2 separate regions of the Mus musculus genome follow, and region 2 is linked to region 1. A link is a contact called in ENCODE POLR2A ChIA-PET data. All regions are on one chromosome and are shown on one strand. The core of a region is the stretch at or near the end of the contact, and the rest is flanking DNA. Distances in the headings are between cores, read along the strand shown.

Region 1 (3,510 bases), core at 526-3,025:
TCTGTGTTGAGAGTCACAGGCCTTTTCCGCTTACACCTCCATCCTGATGCTAGAGACTAAAGCTCACTACCACCCCCATAGCAGTCTTCCCCCGCCTCCATCCCTCCCTCCTTCGTTCCTTTTTTTGTTTGTTTGTTTTTTGAGGCAGGGTTTTTCTGGGTAGCCCTGACTGTCCTGGAACTCACCTCAAACTCAGAAATCCGCCTGCCTCTGCCTCCCAGGTGCTGGGATTAAAGGCGTGTACCACCGCGCCCGGCCTTTCTAAAGGACTTTATTCTTATAAGAGTACACTGTAGCTGTCTTCAGACACACCAGAAGAGGGCATCAGATCTCATTACAGATGGTTATGAGCCACCATGTGGTTGCTGAGATTTGAACTCAGGACCACTAGGAAAAGCAGTTAGTGCTCTTAACTGCTGAGGCAACTCTCTAGCCCCCAATCTCCCTGTAATTTTTCAGTAACCTGCTCTCGTTTGGAATTACCACTAATAGCTTCCTGGACATACCCTTTATCTAGTCATCATGGACTGAAATGACACTTAGGCCGTACTTCTGCACGGAACTTAACCAGAACGGTTTCTCTTTTTACTCTTCTCCTCCTGCCTCCCCCACTTCCATCTAGTTTTTTGGGACAGGGTTTCTCTGTGTAGCCAAGGCTGTCTTGGAACTCAAAAGATTTACCTTCCTTTGCCTCCAGAAGGCAGGAATTAAAGGCTTGCACTACCATACACAGTTAAAATTGTCATTCATGCTGGGCATGGTAGCGCACGCCTTTAATCTCAGCACTTGGGAGGCACAGGCAGGCGGATTTCTGAGTTCGAGGCCAGCCTGGTCTACAGAGTGAGTTCCAGGACAGCCAGGGCTATACAAAGAAACCCTGTCTCGAAAAACAAAAAAAAACAAACAAACAAAAATTGTCATTCATCCTCATCTCCTTTCTCTCCACAGGGTTTCACTATGTAGACCCTGGTCGGCCTGGAACTCTATAGACCAGACTGGCCTCGAGCTCAGATCCGTCCCCCTCTGCTGTCCCAGCACGGGGATTAAGAACGCGCCACCACTACAGCTGACCGGAGCTTCACTTTGGTTAGACACAAACACAACACAGCTAGTCTGTCTTCTCTTCCCGACCTACGATCTCTCCTTCAACAAACAGCCCCTCGGCGCTCGTCCCCGGAGCCCGCCCGCCCGCCAGCCAGCCCCTCTTGCTCCCCGCGCAGGGCCCATCACCTGGAGACTCTCCTTCAGTTGCGGGATGAGCATCTTGTAGCGCTGCACAGGATCGAAGTCCTGCTGCTGCTGCTGCAGGAGCCCGCTCTGGGCAGAACCCACCAACTGGGTCGGTTGTGGCTGTTGCTGGGGACCCGGACCCCCGGCAGAACCCGGGCCTGACACACCAGACGCAGAGGAAACCGCTGCAGCCTGTGGCTGGGGCGCAGCCATTTTCCTCCGCTAGAACGCCGGAAATGCGTCATAAATGCGTCTGCTCCGGTAGCTCCTCAGCTTTTTCAGTTGGCTGACCTCCTAGTTAGCCATGCCTTACCGACAGATTAGCCAATGGGAGAAGAGGATATGCATTTTTCTCCGCCCTCCCAAATCCGAGGCCATGAGTGGAATATCTTTTCGCCAATCATAAGAGGAGTTCCCCCACGGCTCCGCCCCTTCACCCACAGCTCGCCAATCACTGTGAAGGACTGACCAAACTCTATTTCCCTGAAGGCCTTGCGGCCAGGAGCGACCTGTCTAGTCTTCTGCGTCTTGGTAGCAGTCGGAGCGGGAGCTGCAAGTCTGTGTCCGACGCTGTCTGTGCTCTTACTTCAGTCACACCCGAGCCCTTCTCGTCGGCCCACTTCATCCCCTTTCCCCGCGGAGCCCGGCGTCTACGGGAGCCTGTCCTTGGATCCGGCGTCTCTCAAAGTCGGTACGCCACTCAGCGTCCGCCTGCGGCCAGCGAGGACGCCTACCGCGCCGCCGTCGCCTGGTCGCGATGGCGCCCACCATCCAGACCCAGGCCCAGAGGGAAGATGGCCACAGGTAGGTCTCCTGTCACCTGCCGCTTCATTTTGTTTTGTGAGCTGCAAGCTGGGGACTAGGCCGAGGGGGGCTGCTTGCGACATCACTGATTCCCTCAGGTCGGCCCCCGAGGTCGCGCAGCGCTCACCCCCGATGAAGGGGCGGTCCCCCCTGGGCTCTGCGGTCGCTTCCTGGTCCCCTGCTATTCAATTTCGGAATTGCACCTTGCGGGAGGGAGTCAGACCTCAGTCTCCTTCAGTGAAGCTTCTGGATTGCTCTCCTCAGGGGATTGAGCATCTGGCTTCATGCTTTATCACCATCATCACCATCACTCCTTCAGAAATTCGGGGGCCGGCCTTTCCACTCACATGGCCAACTCTTGACATCTCTCTCTCTCTCTCTCTCTCTCTCTCTCTCTCTTCTCCCCGAAACCAGGCCCAATTCCCACCGGACCTTGCCTGAGAGGTAAGCTCCCAGCTCCGTTTTCCAGGAGGGGTGGAACACGAACAGGGGAGGCGGTTAGGGGGCCTTTTTTGTGCTTTGGAGAATCTCATAAAGTGGCCCAGACTGGTCTTTGTGCCCCAGTCTCATGGGTGCCGGGATTGCAGCCTTATGTGCCCAGCAGCACAGGCCTAGGGTTGTGTGTGTGTGTGTGTGTGTGTGTGTGTGTGTGTGTTTAAATTGTACACACCTTAGCTCTGAGTGGCAGTCTAAAGACATTTCCTTAGGCTGGACAGCAGGCACTTTCACCTGCTGAGGTATCTTGTCAGCTTGAGGCAGGGTTTGTTTGTATGTAAGTACACTGTAGCAGTCTTCAGACACCCCAGAAGAGGGCATCAGATTTCATTGCAGATGGTTGTGAGCCACCATGTGGTTGCTGGGATTTGAACTCAGGACCTTAACTGCTGAGCCATCTCTCCAGCCCGTTTGTTTTTTAAAGATTTATTATATGTGAGTACACTGTAGCTGTTTTCAGACACCCCAGAAGAGGGGGTCACATCTTGTTATGGATGGTTGTGAGCAACGATGTGGTTGCTGGGATTTGAACTCAGGACCTTTGGAAGCCGCAATCAGTGCGCTTTTTTTTTTTTTAAAGATTTATTTATTATTATATATAAGTACACTGTAGCTGTCTTCAGACACAACAGAAAAGGGCGTCAGATCTCATTACGGGTGGTTGTGAGCCACCAGGTGGTTGTTGGGATTTGAACTCAGGACCTTCAGAAGAGCAGTCAGTGCTCTTAACCGCTGAGCCATCTCACCAGCTCTTCGAGCCTGTTTTTTAAAATTGTTACTACTACTCTTTCTTTTTTCAAGACCGAGTTTCTCTGTGTAGCTCTGGCTGTCCTGGAACTCACTCGCTCACTCTGTAGAGCAGACTGGCTTCAAACTCAGAGATCCACTGCCTCTGCCTCCCCAAGGCTGGTATTAAAGTGTGGGTACTATTAATTCTTTTGAGACAAGAGTTTCACTTTGTATCACTGACTGGTCTGGAAC
Region 2 (3,510 bases), core at 408-2,907, 350 kb after region 1:
GGGGACAGATGGCTCGTGGTTAGAAGCACTTGTTGCTCCTGCAAAGGACGACCATTTGATTCGCAGCACCCACAGTGGTGGCTCACACACCTCTAGTTCCAGAGGATCTGACACACCCATGGGTTGCACTTACATACACACATTCATACAGGGGCTGGAAAGATACCTCAGTGGTTAAGAGCACTGGTTGCGGGCTGGCGAGATGGCTCAGAGGGTAAGAGCACTGACTGCTCTTTAATCCCAGCACTCCGGAGGCAGAGGCAGGCGGATTTCTAAGTTCGAGGCCAGCCTGGTCTACAGAGTGAGTTCCAGGACAGCCAGGGCTACACAGAGAAACCCTGTCTCGAAATACCATGTGAATGGAATACCCAATGCCTGCCTCCCTCAGAACACTGTGTACAAACCTGATGTCTGGGCAATGTCTAGGAACATAAAAGTTGTCCTCCAATGGGTGGCCCGTCTTAGAATTAGAAAAATAGCACGTGAATGAATAACTAAACTTCTTCTTCTTCTTTTTTTTTTTTTTTTTTTGGTTTTTTGAGACAGGGTTTCTCTGTGTAGCCCTGGCTGTCCTGGAACTCACTTTGTAGACCAGCCTGGCCTCGAACTCAGAAATCTGCCTGCCTCCCGAGTGCTGGGATTAAAGGTGTGCGCCACCACTAAACTTCTTAGCTTGGCCTTCTCACCTGTAGGGGGTGATCAATAAACACTGAAGGAATAAACACTACTGAGAGACACCTAAGCAGGGAGACATGCCAAGAAAGGAGCATTTGTTGGTATGATTGTTACACGGACATCGAGAGTGCACTTACACAAACTAAGACAGAATATCACCAGGCAATGCAATCTCAGGGATTCACCGCTATCGATGCAGGGGAGCCATGACTAAGACTGACTTAAACTCTAAGAACACAGGACCTTCCCACCTCCTGCCCCCTGAGCCGGGAGCGTGGTAGAAAACGCCTGTAACTCCAGAACTTGGGAGATTGAAGCGGTAGTCAGGAGGTCAAGGCCATCCTGTCTACAAAGTGATTTGGAAGTTGACCTGGACTACAGTGAAACCCTGTCTCCAAAATAGAAAAGGCACCGTGCTTAAAGATGATACCATCCGAAATCTGGCAAAAACACGCAAATGCCAGGGAGCTGTCCTCGTCCCTGTGGCCCATGCTCACTTACCACGACTGAGGGACGTGGTGAGGCCATAAAGAAGGCCGGGCCAGGACATCTCGCCGCCTGCAGCGTCCCTGTATTAGGAGAGAAGACATTCAGAAAGGAGGTTGGGACCAGAAACCCACTCTCAGAGCCTTCTAGAATCTCCTCTAAAACAGAAAGTCCCCTCGCAAATTCAGTCTCCTTCTGAGTAGGCCCCCAAGGACCCAACCGCCCTTGCCCGGATACTGGAAGGGGAAACTGAGGAGAGAGGAGAGATCTGGATCACAGATAACTGCACCCACCTCACCAACCTAGCGGGGTCGCACACACGCCAACCCCTACCTCCAGCCCCTTCCGGGGTTCCTCCTTAGTGATTGGCTAGATCTTTCCTGCGTCACTGAAGGGACGGGACAAGGATGACGATTGGACAATAACAGATTCTAGCTGAGTTCCATTTTCCTCATTGGAAGGGATTCTGAAGCCTGGGCGGGAAATCTCCTTGCGCGTCTGATTGGCTCGTCCATGATGAGTGACTTCTTGTTTCCACTCCAAGATGGCTGCGTCCATGGCGCGGCTTTGGTGGCCTTTCCTGGCTCGCCAGGGGCTCCGGTCCCGAGGACGCTGCGTGTGCAGCCAGAACCCAAGGAGGAGTTTCGCTACGGAGAAACGAGTCCGGAACCTCCTGTACGAACACGCACGAGAGGGCTACAGCGAGCTTCCCTACTTGGACATGGAGTCGGTGTGCGCATGCCCAGAAAAAGCCGCGCGCTCCCTGGAGCTCCGCAAGGGGGAGCTGCGGCCGGCCGACCTGCCTGCGATTGTGAGTGCGCTTGCGCCCTGAGGGAGCAGGATGCTTTACAGAACTGGGTTTACCAGATGCATTCCAGTTGTGGGAAAAACTACTCAACAGGAATTTGGGTTCCTTCCCAAGTTAGGCAATGTCTTGTGCATGACACCCACTTAGGTGCCAATGATCTAGGGAGAACTGAGGCCCTATTGAACGTCGTGGATGCCTTCTGTGACCTACATGCCCTTTTGCATGCATTTCATAATTCGACAGTTGGTATCTACTGTACTCCCAGAACCTAAATACCATTGTCTTCTGTACTCAAACTTCGTGCCGGGCTCACCCTTAGGCCACAAAGAAAAATGAGGAGGGAGGTGTGAATCAGAGGGAATTTTGGAGACAGAGCTTTGCATCCTGCTATAAACATCCTGATGGAGTTGAATGGATAAATACCTGCTAAACAGATATTTAAGGTATATCTGTTCATGTATTTATGATCCAGAGGTTAAGACTATGCGCCATAATTCTACCTTATAGGGAACTAAAATTGGGGGTCTCCATGCCGGTAGTGAATTCCGAATGTAATAGATGAATCTTCCCAACTCTGTTGCCTTGATAAAACACCATGAACAAAGCAACTTACAGAAGGATTTATTTTGGGCTTGGTAGGGAATGGCAGAATAGCAGCAGGTCACAGAGCAGTAAGCTGACAGCACACATCTTTAACCACAATCATGAAGCACAGACCTCAAACTAGATGCAGGACGAGGCTTTAAGCTCTCAAAGCCCACCTCCAGGAACATATTTCCTCCAGCAAGGCCACGCCTCCTAAGCCTCCCCAAACATCACCAGCCACTGATCATTTGACCATGTTCAAATGTCAGGATATGGGGGACATTTCTCATTCAGGTCACTACAGACTCTCACACCACCAGTCATTGTCAATCACTTTAGCCATATTTCAAGTTTTTGTCATGTTTAGTTTTTCACCAGTAAGCACTGGTGGCTAAGCCAAATAGGGCACTTCCTGCCAAACCTGATAACCGGAGTTCAATTTCCTGGTGGTAGGAGAAAACCAATTCTTGAGAGAATTGTCTTCTGACCCCTCATTTAAGCGCAAACACAAGAAAGTCACGTACATGCTTAATAATAGAAGAAAGGAGCCGGGCGGTGGTGGTGCACGCCTTTAATCCCAGCACTCGGGAGGCAGAGGCAGACAGATTTCTGAGTTCGAGGCCAGCCTGGTCTACAGAGTGAGTTCCAGGAAGCCAGGGCTATACAGAGAAACCCTGTCTTGTAAAAAAATAAATAAATAAATAAAAAATAATAATAATAATAGAAGAAAGGTCTGTCTGGGTGTGGTGATGAAGTACTCTGGAGGAGGAAGAGGCAGGCAGATCTTTGGTCTCCTTAGCAAGTTCCAGGGTACCCAGGACTACATAAGGAGACCTTATATTTACAGAAGAGCCTTATATTTACAGGGGAGATGGCTTAGCAGGTAAAGGTCCTTACTGCCAAGCTGACGACCTGAGTTCAATCCCTGGGAGAGAACTGACTTCGTATACTGTCTT

What was found. ChIA-PET counts read pairs that join two places held with the same protein, here RNA polymerase II (POLR2A).
Region 2: POLR2A ChIA-PET joins it to region 1 with 10 read pairs in Patski. The contact joins the promoter of Sars2 here to the promoter of Paf1 in region 1. POLR2A ChIA-PET finds 5 or more read pairs at or near these places in 2 of 5 experiments (Patski and embryonic stem cell).

Annotation. Positions count from the first base shown.
Region 1 is chr7:28,391,221-28,394,730 of GRCm38, forward strand. Paf1 (Paf1, RNA polymerase II complex component) reads left to right here and starts at 1,776. Exons shown (of 14, transcript NM_019458.3): 1 at 1,776-2,034; 2 at 2,449-2,478. The coding sequence starts at 1,988. Med29 (mediator complex subunit 29) reads right to left here and starts at 1,470. Exons shown (of 4, transcript NM_026042.3): 1 at 1,231-1,470. The coding sequence starts at 1,443.
Region 2 is chr7:28,740,311-28,743,820 of GRCm38, forward strand. Sars2 (seryl-aminoacyl-tRNA synthetase 2) reads left to right here and starts at 1,658. Exons shown (of 16, transcript NM_023637.3): 1 at 1,658-1,972. The coding sequence starts at 1,706. Mrps12 (mitochondrial ribosomal protein S12) reads right to left here and starts at 1,511. Exons shown (of 3, transcript NM_011885.5): 1 at 1,455-1,511; 2 at 1,177-1,244. The coding sequence starts at 1,225.